Linked DNA regions of Homo sapiens: regions 2 and 3 are each linked to region 1. Evidence: chromatin loops called from intact Hi-C (ENCODE). Cell type or tissue: Calu3. All regions are shown on one strand.

What was found. Peaks named below come from ENCODE experiments on the same cell type or tissue, not always from the same donor. Only the 100,000 strongest peaks of a DNase experiment are listed, where the experiment ranks them.
Region 2: a loop joins it to region 1, with 2.4 times the contacts of the local background. A loop is called at or near these places in 7 of 110 quality-filtered maps.
Region 3: it touches region 1 in a loop (8-fold over the local background); 3 of 110 quality-filtered maps call a loop at or near these places.

What each region holds. Positions count from the first base shown.
Region 1 is chr5:107,386,785-107,391,784 of GRCh38, reverse strand. EFNA5 (ephrin A5) reads left to right here. Exons shown (of 5, transcript NM_001962.3): 3 at 4,014-4,079; 4 at 4,470-4,550. Among named protein-coding and RNA genes, the nearest start is that of EFNA5, 280 kb to the left of the region's middle. In Calu3, no CTCF peak of the experiment used is centred here; DNase peaks (open chromatin) are centred at 2,484 and 3,577.
Region 2 is chr5:107,554,851-107,559,850 of GRCh38, reverse strand. All of the region lies in intron 1 of EFNA5 (ephrin A5), which reads left to right. LOC124901038 (a long non-coding RNA gene) reads right to left here and starts at 2,916. Exons shown (of 2, transcript XR_007058895.1): 1 at 2,628-2,916; 2 at 1-2,526. In Calu3, no CTCF peak of the experiment used is centred here; a DNase peak (open chromatin) is centred at 2,360.
Region 3 is chr5:107,285,450-107,290,449 of GRCh38, reverse strand. No RefSeq gene overlaps it. Among named protein-coding and RNA genes, the nearest start is that of LINC01950, 280 kb to the right of the region's middle. RefSeq lists an enhancer at 4,053-5,000. In Calu3, no CTCF peak of the experiment used is centred here; a DNase peak (open chromatin) is centred at 4,544.

The sequences.
Region 1 (5,000 bases):
ATTCAGGGGAAGGGACTCTATGGATTGATTTATAAAGTTGCTATTAAGATAATGGAATGGGACATTGTGCTTGTTTTAATTGTCCCCATATCCCTACTCCCAACTTCCTGACTCCAACTTACACTTTAAGCAGTAAACTGAGTAAATGGGTGTGAATTTGGATGATGTGACAACTGTTTTAAGACATTTCTCATTTTAGTTGAAAAATTCTATTAGAAAATCCATGTGTCTTTAGAGGAAGATTTCAGATCTAGATTTTTTTTTCACCTGTTTGCAAGTCACTGCCTCTTTTTGGTTGCCAAAGCTCTGGTTTGGAAATTTAGGGATAAAATGTCTTCTGTCCCAGTTGCTGCTGGTTAGCTTCTGGAGGACCTGTGAAGCCTCTGATAAACATGTCTGGGACACACTCTTGCTCCCTGCCCAGAGCTGTGCTGGCTCTTCATGTAAACCTCAGTTGTCACATGGATCCCTCCAGGTACGCTAAACTGTGGTTCATATTTATGTCCCAGCTTGAAGAACCACAACACAAGGGCAGGGACAGTTTGAAATCTTATATATCTTCGCATGCACAGCACCTAATAAAGAAGCTGATGCATAGTAGGCATTTTATTTTATTTATTTATTTTTGATACAGAGTCTAGCTCTGTTGCTAAGCTGGAGTACAGTAGCTCAGTCTCGGCTCACTGCAACCTCTGCCTCCTGGGCTCAAGCAATTCTCATGCATTAGCCTCCCGAGTAGCTGGGATTACAAGTGTGTGCCACCATGCCCAGCTAATTTTTGCATTTTTCGTAGAGACAGGGTTTTGCCAAGTTGGCCAGGCTGGTCTCGAACTCCTGGCCTTAAGTGATCCATCCGGCTTGGCCTCCCACAGTGTTGGGATTGCAGGCATGAGCCACTGCACCCAACCCATAGTAGGCATTTTAAAAGCATTTGAAATGATAGATGAAGCTGCAGTAATATGTAATGGATTTTTATAATTATTCGTTATCAACTTTCAACATCGACTATTCATTTTCTAAGGAAAGCAGCACAAGAAGTTATATATAGTGAATATAATTTATGTATATAAATTTATATATATTTATGTATATAATTTATGTATAAAATACTTACATATTTACTTTTAACTAAGATAAAGTTGGCCATGACAAAGTGATGTATCTCTAGAGCCATAAGGATTAATACTACCTACCTCCTGACAAAAACGAGGCATGTTTTAAGATTTTACTCCCTCATTTCCATCCTCAGCTCTATCTATTGCTCATAAATTGATCCTGAGATTTTCTTTATAAGTTTATTAGTGGGAATGTTACATGTTTCAATTCCTCTGTTATGTTTTGTTTTTAGTGCTCAGTCCTCTGCCTTTTGTTTACTTGTGATTAGTAATGCACTTTTATATTACCTTATGTCTTCAAATAGTACTAATAATTAATTATCTGTATTTTTTAGTTGGTATAAAGGCATCCTACATTTGTCAGCCAAGAAGTGTGGGGTGACAGAACCTTGAGCATAACATAGAGGAAAGCCACACTTTAACTTTATTAAACGTTACATTTAAAAAATGGAGTTTTGCTACTACATGGAAAACGTTTTCATCTTTTTGGATTTTTTTGTTTGTTTGTTTTTCAAGGTGTTAAATAAGAAACCCAAGTTATACTGACCTAGTAAGGCACACTTCTCAGGTTGGCTGTAAGGGTTAGGAGTTTACTCCTTGAGCTCAGGCCAGTGATGCAGTGATGATCGAGTGAATCCATGGCATGCAATCTGTGTTGTGTACTCACATATCACATTGTGTGCTAATATTCTTTGTTCACAAATTTTTCTAAGGATTAGAGTATAATAGTCACAGTATCACAAGGCATCAGTCACATTTCCTGGTGACAGAAAATGAGGAAGTAGTGGGGCAGGTTGTTAGGGAAGAGAGGTTTTTATTTTATGTGTCATTTAAATACAAATGTATTTCATATTTTTAATTCACAGAAGTATGGAGCACATCCAGTAGCTAAGACTGTGTCCCTCCTTGAGAGCTCATGGAGAGAACTCTCCAGTTTTTTCCTGGAGGCGTATCGTTTGCTGTTTAGTTATTGCCATGTGCCCTACAATAATTTTCATGTCCTGGATTTATTTCTCCTAAAGAAAAATCTGAAAGACCTGTACTAAATCCAAGAAGCTCCTCGCTAAACCAATTAAGCATTTGATTCTGTCTTCAGCCTGTTTATCTAGCAGTATCATCTGTAAAGTCAGTTATGTGCATGTAGCAAATCAAGTTCACAAGGCTTGAAGTGAGTTCATCTCAGCTCAGAAATTCATTGAACAGCAGTGTGAACATCCATGTGTCACTTTTTTCACACTAACTCTCATGAATAAGACATATACTCCCTCAGGAACCCGTGGTTTTCCTAATGAATTGGAGTCACCTATGTGTACTGTATTTGTGACATGCACATTTGCAGTTGAGGTCCACAGGAAGGACACCATTTCCTGGATCAAACCGCAGAGTGCAAATATTGTGCCCTAAATAACACACTAGTTACTGTAAATGTCAGTAGAGGGAGTTTTTCTGGCTATGATTTAATGAAAGCCTACAGCAAAGCCAGCTGTTAGCACTTCTTAACTGCTTGTCAGAGCAACCAGGGGAGATAGGGAGGACCAAAAACACTTTTTCTCTACACTTTTGTTTTAAAATTAAAGTAGTTTTCAACAGGTGTTGAATAGGGACACTGGGGACCCTATACTACTTGACATTATTTAGTTGGTGAATTTAGAAGTTCTCCTCCAGGAGGGTTACTTGGATCTAGAATTACATAAGGAGACTGTGTAAAATTTGTTTGGAAGTTTGTATATTGAATCCTCTCACCTGCAAAAGAAGCATTTTTGTGTTCTCAGCTCCCCATGAGGAATAATTTAAAAATAAAAATAAAGGAGAGAGAAGACACACCAAATGCCGATCCCTCTTTGTCACTTTGGGTATTGCCAAACTAATTGTAAGCCATGTGTGATTTGATTGATGTCATCTGCTTTTTCTGAACAAAGAAACCACTTGAAGCAAACACATAGGGAGGAAAGTATGCGACGCTCGTTTCTGTAATTTTTGTCATTTCTAGGATGCATTAGTAAATACATGTGGTTGTTAAGGGCCTTACTGCCCTTGGAAATTCCTTTGACATTTTGCTGTGTGTACACAGGGGAGATAATCTTTCAACCATAGGGAAAGTTTACAGTCTTATTATCTTGAAAAGGAGAAGAAAGTTTCTTCCTCAAGTGATTTATAACTTGAAACATGCTGTCATGTTTTGGTAAGCCCACTTTATTAATTCCATCCTTCTCTGTGGCAAATTGAAAAAAAAAATACATGTACCGTTGCAACATAGTACTTTCTCAATAGCATATTGTACTTATAATAGCATGATGGAAGTTACCGGGCTTGGGTTAGTCATATAGAATGCAGAGCCAAGTTCTGAGTAAAACCTCTAATTGAATTACCTGCAAAAGCACTGACAGACAAGCTTTCAGTACAGACAAAGCTCTGCTTTCCCCAGCAGAAATAGGTCACGTTTAAGTCTGCCTTGTAACTCTCTGTTATTGGTTTTTGCCGGCACTTTCACCTTGGGCCTCTGTTGGGCCCCTTTTCCTGCAGCAGAGGAGGAGCGGCTCTGTGAAAGCTGGAGGGCTCACACATTATCCTCTCGATTTAGAGAAAATTGATAACAGATCAAGTTAAATGGAAGAGACTTTGAAATAAAAATCCAAAGTATTTCTTCACAGATTACTCACATTCTTGCATGATTCTTTTATTGTATTGAAAAGAGAAACTCAGGATATGAAAGTAGCCTTTCTATAGCAGTGAGACCTGAAAAGTACTGTTTGTTTTAATTTGGAGGAGGAATTAGAGAAAGTTCCTGTTGTTCAAGTCAGGAAAGAATTTATTGTTCATCATTTGTATGTGAAAATGAAGAGTAATATGTTGTTGTTCTCTTCTTTCTTTCCTGCTCTCTCTCTGTGTTACCCACAGCCTCTGCAATCCCAGATAATGGAAGAAGGTCCTGTCTAAAGCTCAAAGTCTTTGTGAGACCAACAAGTAAGTTCACTAGAATGAGCTTCAGAGGGTGGCTTCACCGCGCATGCTTTATTGTGTGGTCTGGTTCACGGCGGTAAAACTTTTTTTTACTGTTAAATCTTGTGTGGTATCTGTTTTGTATATCAACATTCATATTTTAGTTTTCATCATATTTTTTCTCATTCTTCATGATGCTTTTACTTAAGTACACAGCAGTTGCTAACTTGTTGTTTCTTAGACTGTTGTACATGCAGAGCAAATGGGAACAATATTGGCATTTGGAACATGCCATTGATTGTAAGACAATCTACATAAAAAAAGAAAAAAAGGAGAGAAAGAAAAAAGAAAGAAATGGGAGTTTAAGGGTGTCTTCACTAACATATTTGGCTGTTATCTCTATTTTTGTTATAGATAGCTGTATGAAAACTATAGGTGTTCATGATCGTGTTTTCGATGTTAACGACAAAGTAGAAAATTCATTAGAACCAGCAGGTTAGTATGCTTAGAGAATCTCTTTTAACAAATGCATCTATTTCTCTGGTGCTTCCGTATTTTTTTCCTTTCTTCTTCTCTGCATGTTTGCATGTTATAGTTGTTGTTCTGCTTTTGCTCATTGCTAGCGATGCTAATATGACTTATATTCTACCTCATTCCTCCAGTATCTTTGTGCAATGCATGTTAGGTAAAATAAAATTTTCTTTTTTGGAATGGGTTTGAGCTAATGCAGTATCCTAATATAGAAGCCCCATCGGAATGCTAAAATCTCACTGCCTTTTACCATATCCTCAGAGCATGCTGGTGAATCACTGTGAATATTAAAGGATCTGTTTTCATGTAAGACACAAAACATTTCTATGTATATGTTCATAAAATTTTATTTTTTATGTCCAAATCTGTAGATAAAAGTAATAAGACTATTGCACAAAATAGAAACTAATTCAA
Region 2 (5,000 bases), 170 kb before region 1:
GCAAATAAACTCCCCAAAGGATAATTGCTCTTCTAGAGGCATCAGTGTGTATTTTAATGTTTATCTTTGCAGTAGGGTACATTTCTATTTTCTTTCAGCAATTTTACTCCTAGCACCAGGATGGCTATAGGAGGACTTCTTCCAGAGATGTGATGAATGACTTTCAAACAGTTATATTTGAGACCATATTTTCCTTCAGAGAGAATATAAATATTCTTTTGATTGTGCATATGACTTAAAACTTCATGTATGTAGTGAAATGAACATAAACAGATGTAGTTGGGTCTTTGGTAAAATGTAAAGTTAGCATTCGTTATGAATTATATTGTGGAGAAGAAAAATTATGAGAGAACTGTTAGGGAGTGCTCTCTGCAAACATCAAGAGCAATTCATTTATTCCCTCATCCTGTCAGTAAATATTCAGTGCTCATTATGGGCCTGTTGCTATACTATATCCTAAGAGGGTTGCAAATATATATACATGTATATTTTTCGCTAGACAGATATATATGAAAGAGTCAAATGATGGTTTAAGAAGAAGAGTCACAACGAATGATCAGAAAATAAAGCCCCAGACAGCAGAAGTTACCATGAAGAAGGGTTTTGGAGGCAATGGGACCCAGCAGGGCTGCAAAGGTGCTGAGTGGTGGGAGAGGCAGTGGTGATGGGAGGGGCCAGGGTAGGGGGAAGGAAAGTTGCATAGGGAATCAGGGCATCTGGCCCTAGTCCTGGCCATTCACCATCCCAGTGATTTACGAAACTGTGTCAGTTCCCTGAAACATAAGATTATCTCAAACATCCCTTCTTGCCATTCTGTCATCTAAGCGCCCATCTGGCTGTAGAATTCTCTTCATTTCTGCCTCCAGTTTTTGGCTTAAACATAAAAGTGCCAGAACATATATAAGAAAAGAAAAACACAACAAAAACCTCATGTAAACCAACTTTCTTTTGTTCTCTTTCCTTTGATTCAGCCTGGATGATTCTGCTCCATAAATATTTCCCATTTAGAAAGTAATTACATCAAGGCAAAGCTATATGTTTAAACATATATGGCTTTTATTGTTACATGATAACTGAGTCTAAATTAGATGATTCTCATTAATGAAAGGACAAGAAAATAAGTAAGTCCAGACGTAATTAGGTCACAGCATTTGACCATTGTGTCTTAACCTTCCCTTTGCCCTTATCTGCTAAAGCTTTGGCCTTAATATGGACAAAGAGCAATTTAAATCTCTTTCCATTCCTATCCTTTTTCTTGAGTGGCTTCAAATCTAAACCTCTAATAAAGAAAAGGATAATAAAATAGCAGAGAAAGTATAATAGGAATTATATTGACTCTCATAGAAGTTTTGGAAGAGAAATATATTCTCTTTCTTCAGCTCTGTAATAATATAATAATGGTGTGATTTCTACTTTGCTAGACTAGGGACTATTTTGGAAATCTTTAATGAATATAATCAGGTGGTAAGCATTTAAAAATTACTATTTCCTGAAAGCTAGGAAATTATTGTTCAGTGTAAAATGCAAAAGGCAAAGGAAAAAAAGCGAGTTACTTAAAAACAAAAAATAAACAACAAAAAAAAAACAGTATAATCTGTGTGGCATTATGTAGTACAGTTGCCGGGAGTGGGGGTTAAAACTTGAGTTTTAGGCTTAACTTCGAATATTTCGGTGTAAGCTTGGGCAAGTCTTGTAATCTCTTTGGGGCTCAGATTTTTTTTCTTGTTTATGTTTATTTTAATGCCCCTCCCCCTCTCAGACTTTTTTTAAAATGCAAAATAATAACAGCAAGCATTTATATATACCATGTGCCAGGCACTATTCTAAACCTTTTATATTTAATTACTTAATCCTCCCACCTATACCGTGGGGGTAGATACTATCATATGATTGCAATTTTGTGCTTGTTTTATCTTGCATAATATTTTTGAGAAATTGTCTGAACCCAGGTCTCTTTGATTGTAAATGTATGCTGTGAACCGCTCCACTTGACTGCTTCATTATTTACATCATTATTATAAGAGGCCAACTATTTAGATTATTCAAAGGTAAAAACGCTTCTAAACACATGTAATGGTAACAAAACTTTGTATATACAAGCTATTTTGTCTCTAAAGGAACTCTGAAAAAGGTCACTTATAATTTTAGTTATTGAGCAAAATCTCTGATATTAGAGCCTCTTTTTAAATCCCCTTTGTACAGAGGAGAACTATAGTACACACACAGATAAGAGCCGGCAGCGTGTAGAAGAATGTCACACTAACCAGGATTGAATTCACTTCTGTATATGTCCATTGACAAATGTCATTGTTTAGACATGAGGAAACAAAAATAGCTTTTACCACATTGCCCCAGGCACCGCAGTCTCGGAATTCCTGTCAACCCTCAACTCTGCCAGTGGGCTGCGTGGTTCCTGAGGCAGCGTGTGGCTGAAACTCAAGCTAGGATGCCTGCCACCTGACCTCCAGGCTTCCCTCTCTCGCCCCTTCTCATTTAACAAATGTTTGCTAAGCACCTCCCACGTACCTGGCTGAAACTCAAGCTAGGATGCCTGCCACCTGACCTCCAGGCTTCCCTCTCTCGCCCCTTCTCATTTAACAAATGTTTGCTAAGCACCTCCCACGTACCAGGCATTGTGCTGGGGACCAAGGCAAATATGTTTACAGCCACAGATACGATCTGTGCCCTGTGTAGCTTACAGTTCAAAAGGGACATATAATGATAGACATGCTGTGAGAAATGAGGGAGATGTAGGTGGTTTTAGGAGAGGGATTTGGAACAGGAGCCTTAAGGTTTGGGCCCAAACAGCCGTTTAATTTCTTCCTAAGTATTCCAACTTTGGTATGACTAGTCTGCCACATACCGGGTCATTTAGGGCAGGTAAGATGTGCTGGAGGGACCTGAATGAGATCAAAATTTAGATTAAAAAAAAAGTCTTCCTGTGGCTTTTCATTAGTGGAATGTGAAATGGAGTAATGAATTGGCTTTATGAGGGCATTTGTTCAGGTGACTTCCTCTTGCTGCAGACCACTGGATTTGAGATAGTTATTTATTTTATTTTATTTATTTATTTATTTATTTATTTATTTATTTATTTTTATTTTGAGATGGAATTTTGCTCCTGTCACCCAGGCTGGAGTGCAATGCTGCGATCTCGACTCACTGCAACCCCCGCCTCCCCGGTTGAAGCGATTCTCCCGTGCCAGCCTCCTGAGTAGCTGGGATTACAGGTACCCGCTACCATGCCCAGCTAATTTTTGTATTTTTACTAGAAACGGGGTTTCATCATGTTGTCCAGGCTGGTCTCAAACTCCTGACCTCAAGTGATCCACCCGCCTCAACCTCCCAAAGTGCTGGGATCACAGGCATGAGCCACCACACCAGGCTGAGATATTTATTTATTAAGAAGACTATGATGGGTAGGAGAACAGAGTTCCAGCTTGAAGCATAGAAAATTTGAGTTTTACTTTGCAGTTTGTTGCCAAATAACTTGTGCAGGTTTTTGGTGGTGGTTGTAAACTCTAATAGGACTCTTGTGCAGATTAAGTAAGAATGTGTACATATAACAGCTCACATGGTGCCTGGCACATAGGAAGTGTGGATTAAATGTAGTTCTCCTGGTTACTAGTTGATGTGGGAGAGACTAAGGTGGATAGGAAACTGTGAGTGCCAGGTCTGGACAGCCTTGATGGGGATAGCATGTTTATCCACAAAGGCAGTTTAGGATACTTTTGTGCCAAAGAGAGGCAATGGGGTTGACTTACTGACCAAATAGACGGTAAGTAGTATAAGGGCTCAGAATGGGTATATTTTGGAGGGGCACAAGGTGTGAAGAAGGGAAATCATGAATGTGTCCAGCAGCGTAGACTGTGTCGTGCAATTTGCATGGAATGCCTGATCTTTATAGGAGGAGTATGAGCTGGTGAGTTGGATAGAGATGCTTTGAAAGGACCAGGATGTTTTACTCTGCACCCTAAGGGAAGCTCATCCTGCTTTTTCAGCCTTCTGGGTGAAAGATGAGAAAGAAGTAGAAAGAATGCTATTTTTACTATATTCTTGAAATGGAGATTTGCAGCAAGTTGCTACTTAATAAAGAAGTTTCTTTCCATTATTTTTGGCTTGAGATTTAATGAACAGTTGTAGCAAAATCAGATTAGCTATATACACTACGATTATAGAAGAATGTGTATATCTTACATCTAACTTTAAGCTATTATCCATTCTTTGCATTCCTTTCTTCTGTCACAGGTTAATTAAACCCATGTTGTGGTCAGTGCTTACTCTACATGGCAGAATGTTTAACATTCAGTTTCAGATGACTAGATGAGAAGTAATGGGATAAAAATCTCTTTACATTGATGACTTCAGCCTCAATTATTGTAGAATAAAATAATGATGAAATTAAATATGTAACACAAATAAAATCTCCATTCCTCTTCTCCTGTACACAAAATGGCATATAACAGTGGACACAAAAGCACTAAAAAATGGTTGAACATGGGTAGCTGCACGAACAGGATTACAAAGCTGCATGTTGGCTGACCAAATAGATTAATGGGTGATGTGTATCTGGCTATCTCAGGGTTCTGAAGGTGTACCAGAGCAAGATAATGAAATTGCCTGTCAGGTAATCTGATTTGAGGATTCCAGTCATATGTGAACTGGTGTGTGGGCTAATAAGCCAAGAGTTTGCCAAGACTCATTATTTTTAAAGCTGCTCAACTCTCTACATCTGTCTCTGCAGGATATGTTAGACAAAGTGTCCTGCATAGAGCAAGAGGTGGGGAACCCGTGAGAATGCCCAGGTTACCGAGAATTGCTGAGGCACAGCTCCAGATCGAGTTGAATGTTTCTGAGTTGTTCAGAGCCCAGCTAGAGAAATGCACAGCTGCCAGGCAGACAGCATGGTAACCTCTCTCCCTCCCAGCTGGCAGAAGCTGCTGTTGCAGAACGTAGTAGTAAATGTCCCTCCAAAGATGTGCAGGGTGTAGGAATTTGCA
Region 3 (5,000 bases), 100 kb after region 1:
GTTAGAGCCATGTGCAGAGAATCCCTTGCCCTTTTCCTTGCTGACTCGGCTTCCTGCAGCCTATTGAACAGAGGCTGCCAGAACCCATGTGTGTGTGTGGAGATATCAGTCCTGAAAGCAGAAATTGGCAATGCTCGGAGGACGAAAATGGCTGCAGATGTTGAGGGCGGGGGAGTTCAAAAGCAGCTCTGTTTTGTGGAATCCCACACTTGAGACCTTTTTTTGCGGGGGGGTGATTGGGAAACTAATAGCCCTCCACATTTGAGTTAAAACATTATGCTGCTTTCAGAGGAAATATAAAAGAGCCCTTGCCTTCCCTGCTTAGGCTGAGGCGGCCCTCCCCTTTGCGGCTCATCAACCTTGTGCTTCAGCCTTGGGCCTGGATTCACACCTCCTCCTTGTGACTGGCACTGGTTGAAAGGGAGGATCATGGCCAAGATGTGATCTGGCTGAACAGAAGGGTGTGGTTCCAGCATGGAGCCCCACTCTCATGTCTAACCCCCATCACTTCATCAGACCATTTCTTTGGCTTCCAATACTTCCATTATTATTTTTTTTGAACTTGGCATTTTTAGACTCAATAGTATACATATTGCTTAATAAGTACAATTCCTCAAATATTAAAACATCAATAGATTGCCTATTTTCTGCCTTTACCCCCACCCCCAACCCTCCAACCCCCAGGAGGAATTTATAATCCAAAATCAGTTGAACAAAACTTGATCCTGTTGTACTTTCCAGAACACTCACTTGTTCCACTGAATTCTTTTCTCTTAATTAGGTTCTGGCGAGGTATATGTGCTGTCTTTGTGGAGTCTCATCTCCTGTGCTGTATGTGTGTACATCTCAGATCAGTCAACCAGATCAATCTCTCAACTGTGTGTCAATACCTTAACCACACCACCCACTCATCAACTTTTCGTTTGAGTTTCAGTCTTTCATTTCTCAATTTCTCACTTATGTTCAACTGCTCATATGACCCAATGAATAATTCCTTTTGTCTCTCCTCTCAATTATCTTTTGTCCCAGCAATAGAGTTAGAACCTGTGACTTGGCCCATGAACAAGCTTTCGGGCCATGTGGTAGAACTGGATGAGAACTATGGGATTAAAAGTCTGGAGACAAGACTATTTTTTCTGGTTCAGCAACCTGGGGTTTTGAGTAAGTCTGTTTGCCTTTCTGAGCCTCAGTTCCCTCTTTTGAAACAGAGCTGATGATTGATCTGTAATATTCATTATTCATTGAAGAAGTAGCTAATGAGTGCCTACTTTTTGTGGCTCTGAGCTAGATGTTGTGCAAAGGTGAGAATATAGACACGGTCTCTGCCTGGAGCTTATATATGGGAGTGTCAACTGTCATTGAAGAATTCCACAAGTAACACACTTATCAACCATTATAAGTGCTATGAAAGAGAAGCACAGGGGGCCACAGGAACAGACAACAGATATACTAACCTAGTGGGAACAGGGGAGAGGGATATGTCAGCATGTCGGGACAGGGATATGGGTTTGGATGAGGGATAGTGCAAGAATTAATTAAGCAAAGGGGAGGGGAGAGAGAAGCATTCAGGGCAGAGGAAATAGCCAATGTAAATGCCTCAAACAAGTATATGGAAAGAAATGAATGAAGACCACCAAGGTTGAGAGAGACTACAGTGGGAAAGGGAGGCTTAAGATGAGGCTACAGATGTAGAGAGAGGCCAAATTAGGTGAAACCTTTAACCTTAAATTGTATTCTAAGTACAATGAAAGGATTTGAAAACAGTGGAGTGGCATGAGGTTTGCTTTTTAAAAGTCACTCTGCCTCTGATTAGAGAATTGGTAAGAGGAGGTAGAAATAAATGTGGGGCATTTTTAGTATTCTAGGCAAGAGAAGAGAAAAAGAGAAGAGAAGAGAAGAGAAGAGTATAGCATAGAAGAGGGTGGTAGAAGAGGATGGAGAGAAACAGATGGTCCTTCCATGTTTGTCTCTGATGCTTTTTCTTGTGAACCAACCCTATCAGCCACACAGGAAGGGATCTTGACTCTTCCTGCACTAGGTTTTTGTTTCAGCTTCACATTTGGCACATTGTTTACTTCGTCTTGCTTATTCAATATTTTATCTCCTCCACTGGATTTGAAACCTCTTATAGCAGCTACAATGCCTTGCCTACCTTTTTATTTTCTAAAAAACCTGGCTTTACATATAATGGGTGCATAGTCAGTGTTCTGGTTGGGTCTATGCTTTTCTTTATGGGCAACTTTATTGGTCGATGTGATACCCCCATCCAGAGGCAGAGCTGAGGGATTTGCTGGCAGGCCTGAGAGGTCTTTAGCCTAAACGTTAGGTTATATTAGGTGGAATTTGCTCTGCTATCCCCGAGGAAACAAAGGAAGGAGAAGGGTTGTGGTGGGAGGAAGGGGAAGAAAGATAATTTCTCCTTTGAAGGTCTTAGTTCGGAGTCACAGTCTTCCCTGCTTCGTATTCTCCTGCTGCAGCACTGCCGACAGAATTCTCACACACACACAGTTGCCTAGTTATTTCAAGTGTGATAGTAGGAGAAACTTCTGGAGTGTCAGGATCATCGACTGAGGCAGATGAAGCCTCACCTGGTGCTGACTGTAGGTTTCGTTGCTCTGAGGTGGTCACTGCTTACTCTTCTGAGCCCTTCCTAACCTTTCAGCAATCTGTTCACGTGGTTCCTATTCTCTCCTCAGAGGCTGAGGTACTTTCTTCAGCTACTTTGTAGCCATTGGCAGAGCACGGTCCTTTCCTGTTTGGATCCCAGATCGACCCCTTTTTGGTGTCTGGTTGAAACTCTTGTCTGAGCTGCCAATTTCTTCAGAAATTAGGAGTTTTGTTCCGGGTTCTCTTTCCATAAATTCTATTTCCTCTAGGTTTCTTTCCTTTTGTGCTCCAAGAGACTTTTAATAGTCATTCTTCAAATTTGGGGACTTCGGAACAGTTCATGACAGGTATTTTCTTTCCCTCATCTGCTTTGTTAAAGAAAAAATAATAGGAGAAGAAACTTTAGCTTTCCTCAGTGCCGTTCCTTTTTCCTCAGAGCCTACTTTGAACTCCTTCTACTACAGTCCCTTTATAGGGCTTGTAATAGACGATAATGTGCTAAAAGCAATCTCTGTTAGACTCTGGGAAGTCTCATTGTCTTCAGTTAGACTCTTTAAGATTCTTAAAACCCCCCAGGCACATTTAAACTTAAAAAGCTAGACCTTGGTCTGGGATCACCCTTCATTCATACTTATTTTCTGGTGAGAGTGGTATTTTTCTCTGGCTGATATTTTTCAATCTAGAATTACAAAATACTTGTGGCTGAAGGTCACTTTAGAGACCATCTCAATTCTTATCCATATTCTTATTCTGTTGTTAAGAAACCTAAAGGCCTGGTGAATCAAGTAGTTTGTCCTAAGTCATTTAGTTATTTAGTATTAATGACTAGAATCTTTGTCTTCAAAGGCCTAGCTTTCCATTCTTTGTAATTCTCTACTTTAATTTTCTACCGAAACTCATACAGCAGGACAAAGACATTGTGTTCTCACAGGGCATTGCATCATTCATTCCATCAATCATTTAACAAATATTTATTGAACGCCTATATAAGCAAGGAGCTGTGCTGGTGCATAACGAGTATGCATAAACAGCTTGATTTAAATACAAGCCAAATACAATTAATTTCTGTTAACCATTTATAATTGTAAATTCTTTTCCTAGGAACTGAAAAAATACAACCAAAATATTTTATGCTTCTATCATGTACAGACAGTTATTTTAGAAAGAACAGGGAGAATGCCATGTACTAATTATGCTGAGTTATGGATTTCTTGAGTTTTATAGAAATGTTTTGGTATGAAAAGAGATGGGGTAAGCAAGCTTAAGTTTTCGTAAAATAAACATTGGAAATTAAGACCATCTTCAGAATAGCTACGTGGTGGATAAAAAGTTTAGAAAATGTAATGTAGAGGCCGGGAGTGGTGGCTCACGCCTGTAATCCCAGTACTGTGGGAGCCTGAGGAGGGCAGATCTCTTGAGATCAGGAGTTTGAGACCACCCTGGCCAACATGGTGAAACCCTGTCTTTACTAAAAATACAAAAATTAGCCAGGCATGGTGGCAGGTGCCTGTAATCTCAGCTACTGGGGAGGCTGAGGCAGGAGAATCCCTTGAACCCAGCAGGCAGAGGTTGCAGTGAGCCTAGAAGGCACCACTGCACTCCAGCCTGGGCAACAGAGTGAGACTCTGTCTCAAAAAAAAAAAAAAAAAAGGATGTAATGTAGAATGAAATTGTTGTCTCTGAAAACTGTCATCAAGTTGTTTGTTTTACAGGTGGCTTATTATTACATCTTGAAAGGACTGGATATCTGAGCACTGTCTGACATTACTTTTGACTTCACTGGAGGTAACCTAGAAGGAGAGAGATGTCTCAGCAGTTTCTTTATCAATCGCCACCTTTGGATTTAGCCTTCTGTGGTCATTTTGAATAGCAAGCATCTGAGACAGCAAAGGTGGGCGCAACTGCCAAAACCACAACCCACGGTCAAAAGGATCGTCATCCATTTGGGGGTAAGAGGCATGATATGACGTTCAAAGAGTGCCATGTCAGGAGTCAGAGGGCCTGGTTCTGTGCCTAGTGCCAGCTTTTCTTCCCTCGTATGACCTCCTGGCAGGCCACCTAATCCTATGGATAATTTTTCCTCACCTTTAAAATAGTGATAAAAGCTCCTGCCTTACCTATGGCATGACATTATTTTGAGGATCAAATGGGATTGCTAATGCAAAGCTGCTTTCAGAACTCAAAGACCTCTGGGAATATAAGGCAGTTTTTGTTTTTAAAAAAACCTAGAAAATTGACCAGTAACAGAAGTATTTACCTTGCAGAAATTAGTGTTTCCTTCTTTGGTGGGTGTTGGGAGTCTGTGTGCATATTTTACTCTGTGGAAAGCACTTCTGTTCCCCTTGCTTTGAAACTGGCAGGAGATAGGCTCAGTGCTGGTGGGAAGTAGCTAG